Linked DNA regions of Homo sapiens: regions 1 and 3 are each linked to region 2. A link is a loop called in an ENCODE intact Hi-C map of the cell type or tissue named here. Cell type or tissue: K562. All regions are shown on one strand.

The links. Hi-C counts contacts between places; a loop is a spot of excess contacts. Peaks named below come from ENCODE experiments on the same cell type or tissue, not always from the same donor. Only the 100,000 strongest peaks of a DNase experiment are listed, where the experiment ranks them.
Region 1: a loop joins it to region 2, with 2.1 times the contacts of the local background. A loop is called at or near these places in 2 of 110 quality-filtered maps.
Region 3: a loop joins it to region 2, with 2.0 times the contacts of the local background. A loop is called at or near these places in 2 of 110 quality-filtered maps.

The regions. Positions count from the first base shown.
Region 1 is chr10:42,986,938-42,991,937 of GRCh38, forward strand. No RefSeq gene overlaps it. Among named protein-coding and RNA genes, the nearest start is that of LINC01264, 7.9 kb to the left of the region's middle. RefSeq lists enhancers at 728-1,373, 3,128-3,860. In K562, no CTCF peak of the experiment used is centred here; a DNase peak (open chromatin) is centred at 2,304; H3K27me3 peaks cover 2,479 bases.
Region 2 is chr10:43,076,954-43,081,953 of GRCh38, forward strand. RET (ret proto-oncogene) reads left to right here and starts at 116. Exons shown (of 20, transcript NM_020975.6): 1 at 116-378. The coding sequence starts at 306. RefSeq lists enhancers at 1-162, 471-1,461 and promoters at 1-338, 40-338. In K562, a CTCF peak has its summit at 2,146 (motif pointing left); DNase peaks (open chromatin) are centred at 38 and 2,148; H3K27me3 peaks cover 1,552 bases.
Region 3 is chr10:43,012,490-43,017,489 of GRCh38, forward strand. No RefSeq gene overlaps it. Among named protein-coding and RNA genes, the nearest start is that of MIR5100, 17 kb to the left of the region's middle. RefSeq lists enhancers at 1-294, 295-1,289. In K562, no CTCF peak of the experiment used is centred here; no DNase peak of the experiment used is centred here.

The DNA of each region.
Region 1 (5,000 bases), 90 kb before region 2:
AGACATTAATTGATGCTGCTCACCACACTGTTGTTTCTCCTTTTTTTTATGTGTACGGTGGCCTCTGAGCAGGGGTAATATGAGGTGACCAGGATCCCCCCGCTGAGCCTCCTGCAGGCTGCTTCAGTGGGCACAGCCCATGATCCTACTCCACAGTCAGGAATGAGCACCCCAAACCTGCCAAGCTCCCACCTCACAGGAGGTCTATTGTGTCAGCCTCCTGAGCTCCTAGGCATGAAAGCACCTTGCTGGACAAAGGCAGGGATTGCTAGCAGGCAGCAGCACACAGGCGATCATGGGAAGACCCGGGGCCCTGCCCGATCCACCACACACCCACACACCAGTCATGCTCCATCCTGTCACAATATCAAAGAGGAAGCATCAAGGCTGACAGCCACAGCTGAAAAGAGCTGTGCACAACCGCCACCTTGGTCCCTGTGAGGGGTCTGGTCACTGGCCTGACGGTGACACCTTCTCGGGGTACAGAGTCCCAGACTCCCTGTTGTTCCTGTCTTGGGAGCAGTATTGGCGCTGGCCTCAGGCCACCTGGGCCTCTCCACTCCCTTCTCCCCTAGCAGGCCTCTTGCTCAGAGCTCCTACGAGGTCTCCTCTCCCAGCTCCTCTGAGCTGGGCTGCAGGCTGGGTGTGTAGAGAAGAGCAGAGGAGGCTGGGAGAGCTCCCTGAAGTCACGTTACTGTCTGCTCAGCTCAGAGAGAAGAGCTTCAGAGACAGGGAGGACTGAGTTCAAAGGGAAGCCCTGGGGCTGGAGGTGACCCTACCTGGCTGCCGCAGAGGACTAGCCACATGCCTGCCACATGCCAACCATCGTCCCCTGTCACTGCAGCCTCTGTCATGTCAGCCTTCAGCTCCCTGGAGCAGTGAGGCGGGCTGTCCTCGCCCCTGCCTCGACCTGAGCCTTTTAAGCAAATCAGCAATGTAATTATTGATCTGTAAAAGAAAAGGAATTAATATGGCCGCCCACATCCTTTGTACATAAGAGTATTTAACAATGAACTCTGCTTAAACTTCATAAAAGCCTCTTCAGCAAATCAGCACAGAAGTATCGATCTGGAAGCTGGCCTGTGAATTCCAGCTGACTGCCTCTCCCACTGAAGGACCATTACTTGGTCTTACCGAATCTCCTCTCTCCATTTATGGCTGGGCGCTTCCTCCTGGGACGCTTCTGCTGCCTCTCCACAGGGACTGAGCTGCCCAGTTTTGCTGATCCTCCCTTTTCCTGGAGTCCAGCGTATCGACTGGAGAGAGTACTGGGGAGGTGCTCTTGGTTGGGGCTCTGCAGCCACCCTGGGCCTAACACCCCAGGCTCAGGCCTGCCCTAGAGACCCTTGGTCACCCTGCTTTTCATGGAGCAGAAGCTGGGGTACTCGGTGTGCACCCTCTTGTTCACCCTCCCAAATGGGCATTCTTGCTTCACCTTGCAGGGTCACCCAGATGCTGGGGGCTGGGGCCAGCCTTCCAGCCAATGGCTGAGCGCTTTCCTTCTCAGATATGTGAGTTGGGGCTGGCATCACCCACAATGTAGCAAGCTGGACCCACTGCCACTGAGGCCGTGGGCTCTCCCTAATGGGATCTTGTCCAGGTACCCGAGGAGGCCAGTGAGTCAGCAGGCTCTGCCAGAGCACCCACCAGCCCTGGCATCCAGCAAGATGGCTTTGCCCTTGGAGCCTTCCCATCCACCCTGGGCCCAGCCTGCCAGTTACTCTGAGCCTGTGGCTGTGCATCTGGCCTGGGACCCTGTCCTGTCTGCTGGGTAGTGTCAGGGTCCCATGGGAGAGTCAGTCCTATCTTGAAGCAGGACTCTGAGCTCACTGCCAGCTGCTCAGGGTTCTCCTCGGCTGCCCAGCTCTAGGAGCAGAGGCCTGAACCCTGTGACCTCTGTGGGGCCACTTGCAGATGGGGCAGGGATGGGCTGGTGGATGAGATGGGGTGGCTCTGCAGATGGGGTGGGGGATGCCGACAACTGAGGCAGTGAGTGCAGTGGCAGGAGTTGGGGTCTCTGGGTTGGGCCTCGTCCAGGGCTAGCATCTAGGGGGTCCAGAACCCCCTTCCTCTCTGGCCACCATGGCTGCCTTTGTGAAATGAGCTCTGGCCTTGGCCTCTAAGGCCCCTACAGCCCTGACTTTATGCATAGCAGCAGAACAGGGTCAGAGAGTCCAAACCACAGACCCCACGTCACAGGCCAGCCCCTCAGAAATGCACAGTGCCTAACAGGAACAGAGCCTCCAACACACTGGGAAGTGGCTGTGGTGGCGTCCGCCCCCGCTGATCATGTCGTCTGCCCTGCACCCTCCCACGCCTCTGCACTGGATGCAAGCTCACTCCACATGCCTCTCTCTGCCGTGGCTCCTGCCTTGTACCTCCTCCTCTCTGTCTCATTCTTCTTGTCTTTGCCTCCTTCTCTGTCAGTTTCTTTGTTTCTATTTTCTTCTCTGCTGGCCCCTGTTTTCCCTTTCTCTTTGTCTCTTTCTGATCTTTCTCTGTTAATCCTGACGTTCTGGTTGTCTTTCTGGCCACCCCCACGACCACTCATGTCCAGCATTCCCTGGATCAGGGTGGGTGAGGCTCATGCCCAGGTCTCAAGAGGAGGTCCGGGTGCTGGGCCCTGCCTGGCAACTTGGAGAAGGCTCCCCTTGAGAACACTCACTCCTCCAGGGGGATGGAGGCTGTGGGGGCAAGCTCTTCTCAGAGCAGGTGCACAGCAGTCCCTCCTGGCCCTGCAGGTCTTGCTGGTTGCCCTACCATGAGCCACATCTTGGGGCCGGCAGTGGGGAGGAGGAGACCTCTGTGCTGGCCATGATTTGAGGGACACCAGAGGACTCCAAGGGTGCCCCACCTCACAGCATCCCTTCCCCACCTTCCTCCAACCTGCTCCTGGCTGCCAATGGCCAGGACAGGTCAGGTCAGGTGAGGGGTGATGGGGACCACCAGAGGGCTGCAGGCTGCCACCCCCTCCATCCAGCTGCCGACCAGCTGGGAGAGGTGCTGTCCTCACACTCACACAAAGCCTTGGTGAGAGAACAGAGAGGGATGCTTGCATGTGGCATTGCACCCCTGGGAAGAGGAGCACCCCAGGAACTTGGGGTCCATGCGGTCCATGCCTCGGGGCCCTATAGCCTGGAGTCTAGGTCCCCAAGCTCCTCCAGGCCACCTTGAGGGCCTCTGCCAACACGCACTGCCTCAGGAGGGCATGCAGGCCACAGACAAGGGGCAGGGCCTCAGCTCTCACTAGAAAGAAGCCGAGGAGGGGGCCTCTGAGGAACTGGCGGGGGTCCCACAGGCAGGACAGCCCAAGGTCATGGCCTCTAACTCAGAGGGGGCCTCTGGAAGCGCCACGTTCACTAGGCACGGGCTGGAGGCAGCCCGTTCACTAGGGCGGTCTCCCGAAGACGTATCTGTTGCAGGGGCAGCGAGAATTCCAGGGGAACTCTAGAAAATGAGTGGCACCTGCCCTCCTTGTGACTGGTCAAGGAATATTGGGGCCTACTGAGCATGCTTGGGGTACCCTCCTCTGCAGATAGCCCATGCAGGTCCAGGGGCCTGATCCCACCTGCCACCCCCAGGCTGGGAGACTCAGAGCCCATCAGTGCTGGTGTCAGAAGAGGTCGCCCCTTTCCTGACCCCTCTGCTTCCTGCCACCCGGAGATCAAAAGGTGTCTCCTCGGCGGTTCCTGTCACCAGCCTTAATGCACGCTCTCCCCATTAGCACAGGGGCTGGGAGGGGAGGCAGCCAGGGGAAGATGGGAGCCTCAGATCTGAGCCCAGAGGAAGGAGACAGGGGTGGGAGGTCTAGGGAAGATTCAGCGATAGGCCTGCCCTCCTGCGGCCCTCCAGACACCAGTCTTAGAGCCCTCCTGCATGGGGAGACATGGGGCATACTGGGGAAGGGTGAGGTCCTCTCTGAGCCCCACCAGCCCTGACTTGACTGCCGCTCTGTGCTGAGTGCTCCCCGCACACGGCTCCTGGTGACAGCACCCGTGTGCTAGTACCGAGCCACAGGGTGGTCACAGATGCTGTCCGTGTGGTCTCCAGCCCGTGTCAGTGGGGAAGGGCCCACAGTGCTTTTCTGAGGCCAGAGCACTGTCATTGCCCCTCGAAGAACCAGCTAATGGCAGTTTCCAGACTAGAACCTGGTCTCCTCGTGGCCTGTGCAGGGTTGGGGTGCTCAGCCCAGCCTCAGGGGGTCACCTACACCCCACCCCCAACTGCCCGTAGGCCCAGGGAGCTGGAGAGCTTCCCTGCCTGCTTGCAGGCACTCACGGCCCTGTGACACACACACACTCATCCCCAATGAAGGTGCACCCCTGACCAGGTGTGGACCCCAGGCCAGGCAGCAAAGAGACAGCTGGCCTGACTTGGGTCCTCAGCCTGGCCCAGCCCCAGCCGCCGGCTTGAGCAAGCCCTTCCCGAGAGGTCAACCTCCCATCCAGGGCGTGAGGGTTGCAGCCTGATCCCACCCTGCTGCATCTGCCCTGTGGAGCCCTCGTCCTTTTTCCCTGGGGTCTCCCTCCCCGCCAGGCCAGGCTCTACCCTCAGGGCCGGAGGCCTCCTGGGGGAGGTTCATGTCTCACTTTGCAGCCTCCAGCCAGATGGCCTCCATAATTCATTTTAGTGAAATATGGCAACACTTTTATTGGCGATGATCCTATCTGGAGCCTGGGGACAGTGATGGCCAGACCAGGGCTGGTATCTGCTTTCACAGAGCTCCGAGAAAAGCCTGCATGGTTATGTTCGCGGATGTGCACTCATTTCGCGTTGCTGGGAGGGGGGGTGGGGCAGGGCAGAGGCTGCCTCTGGGTCTCCTGATTCCAGGCAGTCTGGGGCAGGAGGCCCACAGGCCCCTGCACTGGCCTGACAGAAGGCTCGGGCCCGGGGCAGAGGGGTGGGCTGCACCCTGCACTGATGCTCAGACCAAGCTGAGAGGTGGAGAAGTCAGGGGATATGCAAGGTGATGGGGAGCAGCTACCCAGAGCTGTGGGGTG
Region 2 (5,000 bases):
CCGCCCCTTCCCGCACCCCACCCGCCTCCGGCCCCGCCTGGCCCACCCCTGGACCGCCCCCGCCCCGCCCCGCCCCTACCCGCTCCTCCGGCGCAGCCGGCGCTTACCTCGCTTCAGTCCCGCGACCGAAGCAGGGCGCGCAGCAGCGCTGAGTGCCCCGGAACGTGCGTCGCGCCCCCAGTGTCCGTCGCGTCCGCCGCGCCCCGGGCGGGGATGGGGCGGCCAGACTGAGCGCCGCACCCGCCATCCAGACCCGCCGGCCCTAGCCGCAGTCCCTCCAGCCGTGGCCCCAGCGCGCACGGGCGATGGCGAAGGCGACGTCCGGTGCCGCGGGGCTGCGTCTGCTGTTGCTGCTGCTGCTGCCGCTGCTAGGCAAAGGTGAGTTCTGCCGGCCGCCGGCTCCCGCAGGGGCCAGGGCGAAGTTGGCGCCGAGCAGCGGAGCGGGCGCGTTCAGAAGCGCCTTTCTGTTTGCCGTGGGCAGCGGGCTGTGCGGTCGCCGGCCACCCGGCCTCGGCTGGGAGCGCAGTGGCTGCGGCGGGCGGCGGGCGAAGGGCAGGACGCCTCGGGCCGGGCGCCTCGGGCCGGGGCTGGGCGGGTCTCGGGCGGGAGCGGAGCGCGGGCCGGGCCGCGGGGGTCGGTGCTCAGAACCCTAGCCATAGCCGCAGGTCTCAATCTGGCCGCGCCCTGCGCCAAAGCCGCGTCCTGGAGCAAACGGGACAGCCGTTTCGGGGCCGACCTGGCGGACGGGTCAGGGAGCCCCGAAAGCCCGCGATTCGTGCGGAGAGTTCTGTTTCGGCAGGAGACGGCTCCGTCCTGGTTTCCTTTTCCCGCTCAGCGTCCGTGCGTTCCTCCCCCAGCTCTGCCGTCCTGGCCAGCCGAGGGATTCGGAGGCTCTTTTGAAAAGATTGCTTTTCCCTCGTGCGTTTTTGCCGCCCTGTCTTTAAACACCTAAAAACCGTGGTTTCTGGGGTGGCTCCCCCCGAGGGGCCGCCGTGATAGGCGTCCCACCCGGCAGCCCTGGAGTCGTGTGGCGCTGCCTGGCAGAGATGCTGAAGATGCGGCCATAGGAGGCCCAGGGCTTGGGGTGGGGCAGGGGTTTGCGCCGCCAGCCAGCGTTGGTGCTGGGCCTGGTGAAACCTCAGGTGCCTTAGGATCCCAGCATTAGGTGTGGCCTTGCAAAGATGGTCATCGACCCCACCCAAACTCTGGCAGAGTGAGCCGCAAGGCTGTGGAATCTTTGACCCCTTGGCACGCGTTTAAGTGTCCCTCAAACTGGCCCTGACTTGATCCCCTCCAAGCGCTTGTGTATGAACCAAGTTTCCCTCTAAGAGGGAAGGAGCCCTGGCCATCCTCCCTCACTCCTTACAAAGGGCTTTCTCTCCCCACAGCCTTTGGGAACAGAAGAAGCCATGGTCAGTCACCCTGTCTCTGGCCCCAGGCCCTGCACAAACTGAGTTTCCAGGCCTGCCTGAGACTTCATTTGTGTGACCTGCGCCTCAGCTCAGCATATGCTGAGGCCAGAGCGGGTCCCCAGTCCACCTAGCGAGGGACAGGGGAGAAGCCCTTGCCTTTCTATCTTTTCTGAGTGTTAGGACTTTGGGGTCCCAGTGCTGCAGGGGGAAGACACGGGGCAGAAGCAAACAAGGCGCTCTGACGCTGTCTTGGGATTCTGGGCTGTGGCTTTGGCTTTGAGGTTGTGGGCAGGGGGCCAGGTGTGAACTGCTGCTGGTGTGCTGGGCAGAGGACTTCCCCACACCCTTCCACAGCCTTGCGTTCAGTTGGGGTGGCCAGTGAGGCTGTGGGGGCCAGGCTCTGGGGGCCGGCTTGTGGCACTCAGCAGGCATGCAGGTAGCTTTCCGTGCCCAGACCCCTGGCCCACAGACAGCTTCCCGAATCCAGAGATGGTGAGCCCCTAGCCCCTGGGATAACCCGGACACCACAGTTGGAGGCACTGGGAGTGAAGAGGCAGCCCCACTCCCTGGAGTAGACAGCTGGGGCCTTTGAAGAGGCTGCAGAGCTCTTTCCCAGGAGCCACAGCTCCGGAGGTTCGAGCCGCACTCTTGGAGCTGCCAAGGACCGCCCCAGTGAGCCCCTCGGTGCTCCCCAACCACCCCAAGGGGACAGCTCGGCCTCAAGCGCCCTCTTGCGGACGCTGCACTTTAGTGGCTGGGCCTGATGACAGGCACAGACTGGGTCTCTAGAGGATGAGGGTTCTTCCACAGCTCACACATGCACACTCACACTGGATCACCAAGACACACTCCTGCCCCTTCTCACAGCACTTGCTGCCAAGGCTGTGGACATGCACAGCGTGGTTCCTTCACACCCTGCCTCACCCACGTCCACACAGGGACCCCAGCCCCTCTCATCACTCATACACACAGGGACGCCACGTGTGTATATAGGGACACACACTCCTCATACCTGCAGGGCATAGCCTGTCAGCCCCAGGTATGCTGGAACCAGAGTGAGAGAACCTCCATCTAAAAGTTACATTCATTTAAAAGTTGCTCTTAAAGGTTTCTGGCATTTCATTGCTCAACACAGATACAGCTGTCCCCGTTGCTTGGATGAGGAAACTGAGTCTCAGCTTCTGGGGTTCCCCCCAGGTCCCAGGCTGACCCTGCACCTCAACCTCCCACAGCTCCTCAGCAAGCCTCTTGTCTCTTGTCTTCCTGGCCTGACTTCTTGGGTCCTGTTTTGCAGCAAGGAAGGACATTCCCTCTCTGCCCCTGGGCCCCGGGGCCTTCTGTTCCCAGCATGGAAGAGCTGGGCACTGTGACTTGGCAGGGCCCGGATCCAAGCTGCCAGACCACCCTCTGCAGAGGGCCTAGGCAGCCCACCCCTGCCTGAAGCACCAGGTATCAGCGCGGGCAGCTCAGGCCAGGGGTACAGCTCCCCCTGCTTCATCCTTTTCCTTCTCCCCTTTCTCTGGCCAGAGGCTTCACCAGGTTCACCTGGGCCTGGCTTGCTTCCTCCTCCACTCCAGCTCACTAACCCTGTCTGGCCTCCAGAAGCTGCCTGCAGCCCTCACTGGTGGGCTGTGCCTGCTGGGGGCCTGCAAGCAGAGAGCAAATGGGGAAGTGCATTGAGCTGATTCACTAAATTGCCTTTCTTCTGCAGAATCACTTTAGGGACAGGCTGAGGAAATCACTGTTTCCTTGGTGGTGTGAAGAAAATGGGATGCGATCACCTAGCGGGGAGCTAATAGCCTTTTAGCCAGTGGAGGAGAAAACCAATTAAAAATTATGATATCTGTTAAAATGGAACCTGGGGTGCCAAGGGGAAGGGAAGGCCCGGAAGCTGCCATCTCCCCTGAGACCTTCCCCCTCTGCAGCCTGGCCGAAGACCCTCTAGGTCCCCTCGTCTTAACTGGATAAGGCTAATACCAGCAGTAGCACCCCATGGGGGCTCACAGTGCACTGCCCCTGTGCTGTGCCTACTCACTTCATCTTTTCCAACAAGTCTGCAAGGGTCATGGTCTTGGCCCATTTCACAGGTGAGGAAACAGGTTCTCATAGCCTATGGACTCGAACCGGTAGAGAGGATGCGGGAGCTCCCCAGCCCTGGCCCTCTGGCTTGCTCCAGCCCGTTCTCTGGGCCAGTGGTGTGGGTCCAGGGTGGGGCTAAGGAGGGCTTCCAGGGAGGTTGCCCTGAGCCTGCCCACCCACTGGTGAGTCCCCCCACCTCGGGCTCCAGGTGCCCTCAGGACATCCCAGCCCAGATCCCAGAGTAATGTGTGGCACCATGCACAGACGCTGAGATACTCTCTGGGTCTCGTCAGCTTTAGTTGATGTCTGGGAGTCCTATGGGTCTGGGGAGGAGCACCAGGCATGGCTGTGCCAGCAGAAGGGCCGACTGTGTGTGCTCTGTGGATGGCAGGAAGGCATCTTGCTGCCAGTGGCGGTGCAGATGTTCGGCTGGGACACCAGGCTGTGGCCCTTGCAGCCAACATATGCCTGAGGCCCTGGCATCGGATGGAAGCTACTGCTCTGAAGACAAGGGTGCAGGGATGGGGTTTGGGCATCAGGGATGGGGGTACAGCTGTGTTTCCTCATGCAGGACAGGGCCTTCCTCCTCATTTTTCCCATCCTCCAGGACAGCCTGGGAGAAGAAAGCCAGGGAATAGGGGCAAAGCAGGGTGCAGCCCCCCATGCTCCCTGCTGCCCTCCTCCCCTCCTGCAGAGGCACTTCCTTTCCACTTCAGGAGCCCCTCCCCCAGAAGTGGGCCCCCCCCATCCCCCCTTCCTTCTTTGGAGGCTGCTTCCTGGTGCCAGGTTATGCTCCCTCCCCGTTCTCTGCTGTGCCCTCTATCTCCCCACTCCTCTGCAATTATTTTTCAGCAGAGTGACTTAATAGTAACAATAACAGTAACAATAATAGTAACAACAGCAGGCTGGGAGCACTCCTGAGGGAGCCTCGGCTCCTGCCCTGCTGCTCTAGGGCTGGGGACTCTCCAGAGCTGTCTCATGGCAGGGAGAGACCGTAGTCAAGGAGACCCTGTGTAGGGACTTCCGCATGCGTGTGTGGCAAGGGGCGGGGACTGGGCAGTGACCACCAGGCAGGGAGCACACCTCAGTCATGGTCACAGAGAAGGTGATGATGGCACCAGGGCTGTCTCTCCGTGCCCGTCTGCACCTGGGCCTGCCAGAGCCGTCTTCTGTGCCCCATGGGGTAGGGGAGCACCCCATGGCCCCTGGGAGGCTGCCAGTCAGTGGGACTATGAGGTCAAATGGGGAGGTCCCTTGGGGTCCATGACCCAGGCACTGCACCCCTTGGGGCTGGAAGGGGAGAAGGCCCCAGGCCCACCAGAGCCCCTCTGGCTCCCCCACTAGAACAGCAGCCAGGGCCGGCTCAGGGATTGAGGCGAAGCCTTGGTGCTTGATTCTTTGTCCCCTGAGGCAGGCTGTACCTCTCATAGGAGAACTTTGGAGGACGGGCCTTCTCCTGACCAAGGCTCTGGGACACTTGGCAGCCCCTGAGGTCCTGCTTTACCTCTC
Region 3 (5,000 bases), 64 kb before region 2:
TTTTATCCCAAAATATATTTCTTTGACATATTTTGAAATGGCTGCCACAAGCCAGCAGATTGATGTAGAGGAAATTTGCATCTGAAGAGAATCTCCATTAATGCAGCCAGGCCTTCCCTTTCTAGGCCTTTCCTAGATCTAGGAGAGAATGAGAGTCTGACACCTTTAAAAGTTTAAAAAGAAACATTTACTATCTATTCTCTCTGAGGGCTGCCACCTAAGAGGCTTCATCTACATAATAAAAACCTTGTTGTTCACAACCTCCTTATCTTAACTCAGGCATTCCTTTCTGATTTCAAGCCTTTAGACAACAGCTTAACTCTCTCAACCAATTGTCAACTAAAGAATCCTTAAAACCCACCTAGGACTTGCAAGCCCTCACTTTGAAATGTCCCGGCTTTTCGGGCTGAACCAATGGGTACTTTACATGTATTTATTTATGTCTTTACTGTAACTTCTGCATCCCTAAAAGGCATAAAACCAAAATGAAACCTGATTGCCTCAGGCACACTTCTCAGAACCTCTTGAGACTGTTCCCTGGACCAGGGTCCCTCATATTAGCCCAGAATAAACCTCTTTAAATATTTTACAGAGGTTAGTTTATGTTCATCAACAAAAGGAAAAACTGAAAAATGAGATATCCATAATGGGCTTAGAAAAGTGATGACATATTCCTACAAATCTAAACACCACATGCAAGTGCAGGGCTGTGTACATGCTCAGGAAAAAACCTGATAAAGATCTAGTCTCTCACTTATAGCTTAACTTGAGGTTCTGCATTTGCAGGAAGTGAAAGTTAAGGCAGATGTATAAACTGCAGGCCTGAACATTGACAGTGTGCTCCAACATATACACAGAGTTCCCAGCAAAGACTGGGAGACTCATTGGTCCAAGACATTCAAGGAAATTTCTGTCCAATCATTAGCTGACCACTATACCAACTAAGAAGAGACTTCGGTGGCTGCACATAACCAAGAATACAGACTTTACAGAATTAACCCAGGAAATCCACCAAACAAACAAGCAGAAGCAACAATAACAACAACAATAAACAAACAAAAAAGCTTGGTTAGGAAGGGGAATCTTATTTTCCATGTCGCCACATTATATTATTTAATATATTCAGTTTTCAACAAGAAAACATAGGAGATAGGCAAAGAAACAGGAAAGTATGGCCCATACACAGGAAAAAAGTCAGTCAATAGAACTGTTCCTAAGGAAGAGCAGATGAGATGTTGGACTTACTAGACAAAGACTTTACATCAGCTATTGTAAATATGTGCAAAGAACTAATGAAAATCTTGTATAAATAATTAAAAGAAAGTATGACAACGACATCTCACCAAGTAGATATATAAATAAAAACATAGAAACTACAATAAAAACAAATAGAAATTCTAGAATTGAAAAGTACATAATTAAAATTAAAAATCACTGGAGGGGCTCAACACAAGATTTTCACTTACATAAAACAGCATCAGTGAACCGGAAAATAGATGAAATAAAATGATACATTTGTAGAATAGGACAAAAAATTAATGAAATAAATGAACAGAAGCCTCAGAAATCTGTGGAACAACATCAAGTGTGCCAACATACAGACAATGTGAGTTAAGGAGGATAGGAGAGAGAAGGGGTCAGAGAGAATATATGGAGAAATAATGGCTGAAAATGTGCCAAATTTTATGAAAACATTAATCTATGTATCTAAGAAGCTTAATGAACTCCTAGTAGGATAAACTGAAAGTGATCCACACCTAGATCCTTCATAATCAAATTGTCAAAGTGACAAAGACAAGAAGAGCCTTGAAAGTAGCAAGAGAGGCTAGACACAGTGGCTCACGCCTATAATCTCAGCACTTTGGGAGGCTGAGGCAGGAGGATTACTTGAGCCCAGAAGTTGGAGACCAGCCTAGGCAACATAATGAGTCTCCGTCTCTACAAAAATTAGCCAGGTGTGGTGGTACATGCCTGTGAGCCCTGCTATCAGGAGGCTGATATGGGGGAATCGCTTAAGCCCAGGAGATTGAGGCTGCAGTGAGCCATTATCATGCCACCGCACTCTAGCCTGGGCAACAGAGCAAGACCCTGTCTCAGAAAAAAGAAGAAAGTAGCAAGAGACAAGCAACTCATCACGTGCAAGGGATTCTCAACAGGATTAATAGCTGAGTTCTCATCAAATATCATGGGAGCCAGAAAGCAGTGGAATGACATATTCAAAGTGCTAAAAAAAATGACTTTTAACTAAGAATTCTATATTTGGCCAAACTGTTTTTCAAAAAGAGCAAGAAATTAAGACATTCCTGGATAAACAAAAATTGGCAGAATTCATTATTAGCAGATTTTCACATAATGGCTCAAACAAATACTAATGGGAGTGCTTTAGCTGAAATGAAAGGACACCGGACAATAACTAGATTCACATAAGGAAATAAAAGTCACCAATTAAGGTATCTACAATGTAAATAAAAATGACAATTTGTTTTGTGACACTTTTCTTCTCCTATCTGATTTAAAAGACAACTACACAAAGCAATAATTGTGTTGATGAGTTTAAAATGTATAAAGATGTAATGTCATGACAATGGCAAAAAGAAGAGATAAGGAATAGATTTATATTGAAGCAAAGTTCTTTGTATAGTATTGAAATAAAATTCATATTAATATCAACTATACTGTTTTAATTAATATGTTATTGTAGCCCTCAGAGGCCCACTAAGAAAATAACCATATATATATATATATATATATATATATATATATATATATATATATAAAACAGACATAAATCCATTTTTCCCAGGAATTACATTAAATGAATTAAACACTCCAACCAAAAGTCAGAGATTGGCAGAATGGATTTGAAGAGTGTGATTCAACTATACTTCAACAAGACACATACTTCAGATTCCAATACACAAATAGGTTGAAATGAAAGGACGGAAAGGATATGCCATGCATACGGTAAACAAAACAGAGCTGGTGTGGCTACACCAATATACAAGATAGGCCTTAAGGCAAAAATTGTTACTAGAGACAAAGAAATACTTGTATAATGATAAAAGAGTCTACCTATTAGAAAGACATAACCAAAGTGGTTATGTCTTGCCATCTAACAACAGAGCTACTAGATATATGAAGATAAAAGTGAAAGAAAGGAGGAAGAAATAGTTCAACATAATAGCAGGAGACTTAAATACTCAACTTTCAATAATGGATAGAACAACTACACAGAAGACCAACAGGGGACCCAAAGACTTGAACAACACTCTAAACCATTAGACATAACAAACGTCTATAGCACACTCCACCGTACCACAGCAGAATACATATTCTTCTCAAGTGTACATAGGACATTCTCTAGGATAGATCATATATTAGATAAAAAAATAAATCTCAATAAAATTTTAAAGATTAAACTCATATAAAGTATCTTCTCTGACCACAATAGAACTAGAAATTAATAACAGAAGGAAAACTGGAAAATTCACAAATATGTGGAAAATAAACAATGCACTTCTAAAAACAACCAAGGGGTCAAAGAACAAATCAAGAGAAAAATTAGCAAATACTTTGCAATGAATGAAAATGAGAAAGTATGTGATATGGTTTGGCTGTGTCTCCATTCAAATCTCAACTTCAATTGTATCTCCCAAAATTCCCACATGTTGTGGGAGGGACCCAGGGGGAGGTAATTGAATAACGGGGGCTGGTCTTTCCTGTGCTATTCTTGTGATAGTTAATAAGTCTCACGAGATCTGATGGTTTTATCAGGGTTTACCCTTTTGCTTCCTCTGCATTCTCTTTCCTGCTGCCGCCGTGTAAGAAGTGCCTTTTGCCCTCTGCCATGACTATGAGACCTCTCCAGCCATAGAGAACTGTAACTCAAATTAAACTTCCTTTTTTTCTCAGTCTTGGGTATGTCTTTATCAGCAGCATGAAAACAGACTAATACAGTACAAAAACAAAAAATTGTTTCATTTAAAAGATAATCAGAATTGCAAACCTTTAGCTAGACTGACCAAGAAAAAAGAAGATTCAAATTACTAAAATCAGAAATGAAAGAGACATAAACATGCATATATCTTTATATTATTATAAAGAATTATTTATATATTATCCTAAATTATTACTTATATTCCTTTAGGTATATACCCAGTAATAGGATTGCTGGGTCAAATGGTATTTCTGGTTCTAGGTCGTTGAGGAATCTTCCACAATGGTTGAACTAATTTACATTCCCACCAACAGTGTAAAAGCATTCCTATTTCTCCACAGCCTTGCCAGCATCTGTTGTTTCTTGACTTTTTAATAATCACCATTCTGACTGGTGTGAGATGGTATCCCACTGTGGTTTTGATTTGCATTTCTGTAATGATCAGTGATGTAGAGCTTTTTTTCATATATTTGTTGGCTGAATAAATGTCTTCTTTTGAGAAGTGTCTGTTCATGTCCTTCACCCACTTTTTAATGAGAGTGTTCATTTTTTCTTGTAAATTTGTTTAAGTTCCTTGTAGATTCTGGATATTAGACCTTTGTCAGATAGATAGATTGCAAAAATTTTCTCCCATTCTGTAGGGTGTCTGTTCATTCTGATGATAGTTTCTTTTGCTGTTAGTTCCTCTTTCTTTTAGATCCCATTTGTCAATTTTTGCTTTTGTTGCAATTTCTTTTGACATTTTCATCATGAAATCTTTGCTCATACCTATGTCTTGAATGGGCCTAGATTTTCTTCTAGGGTTTTTATAGTTTTGAGTTTTACATTTAAGTCTTTAGGCCATCTTGAGTTAATTTTTGTATAAGGTGTAAAGAAGGGCTCCAGTCTCAATTTTCTGCATATGGCCAGCCAGTTTTCCCAGAACCATTTATTAAATAGGGAATCCTTTTCCCATTGCTTGTTTTTGTCAGGTTTATCAAGGATCAGATGGTTGTAGATGTGCAGTCTTATTTCTGAGGTCTCTATTCTGTTCCATTGGGCTATGTGTCTGTTTTTGTACCAG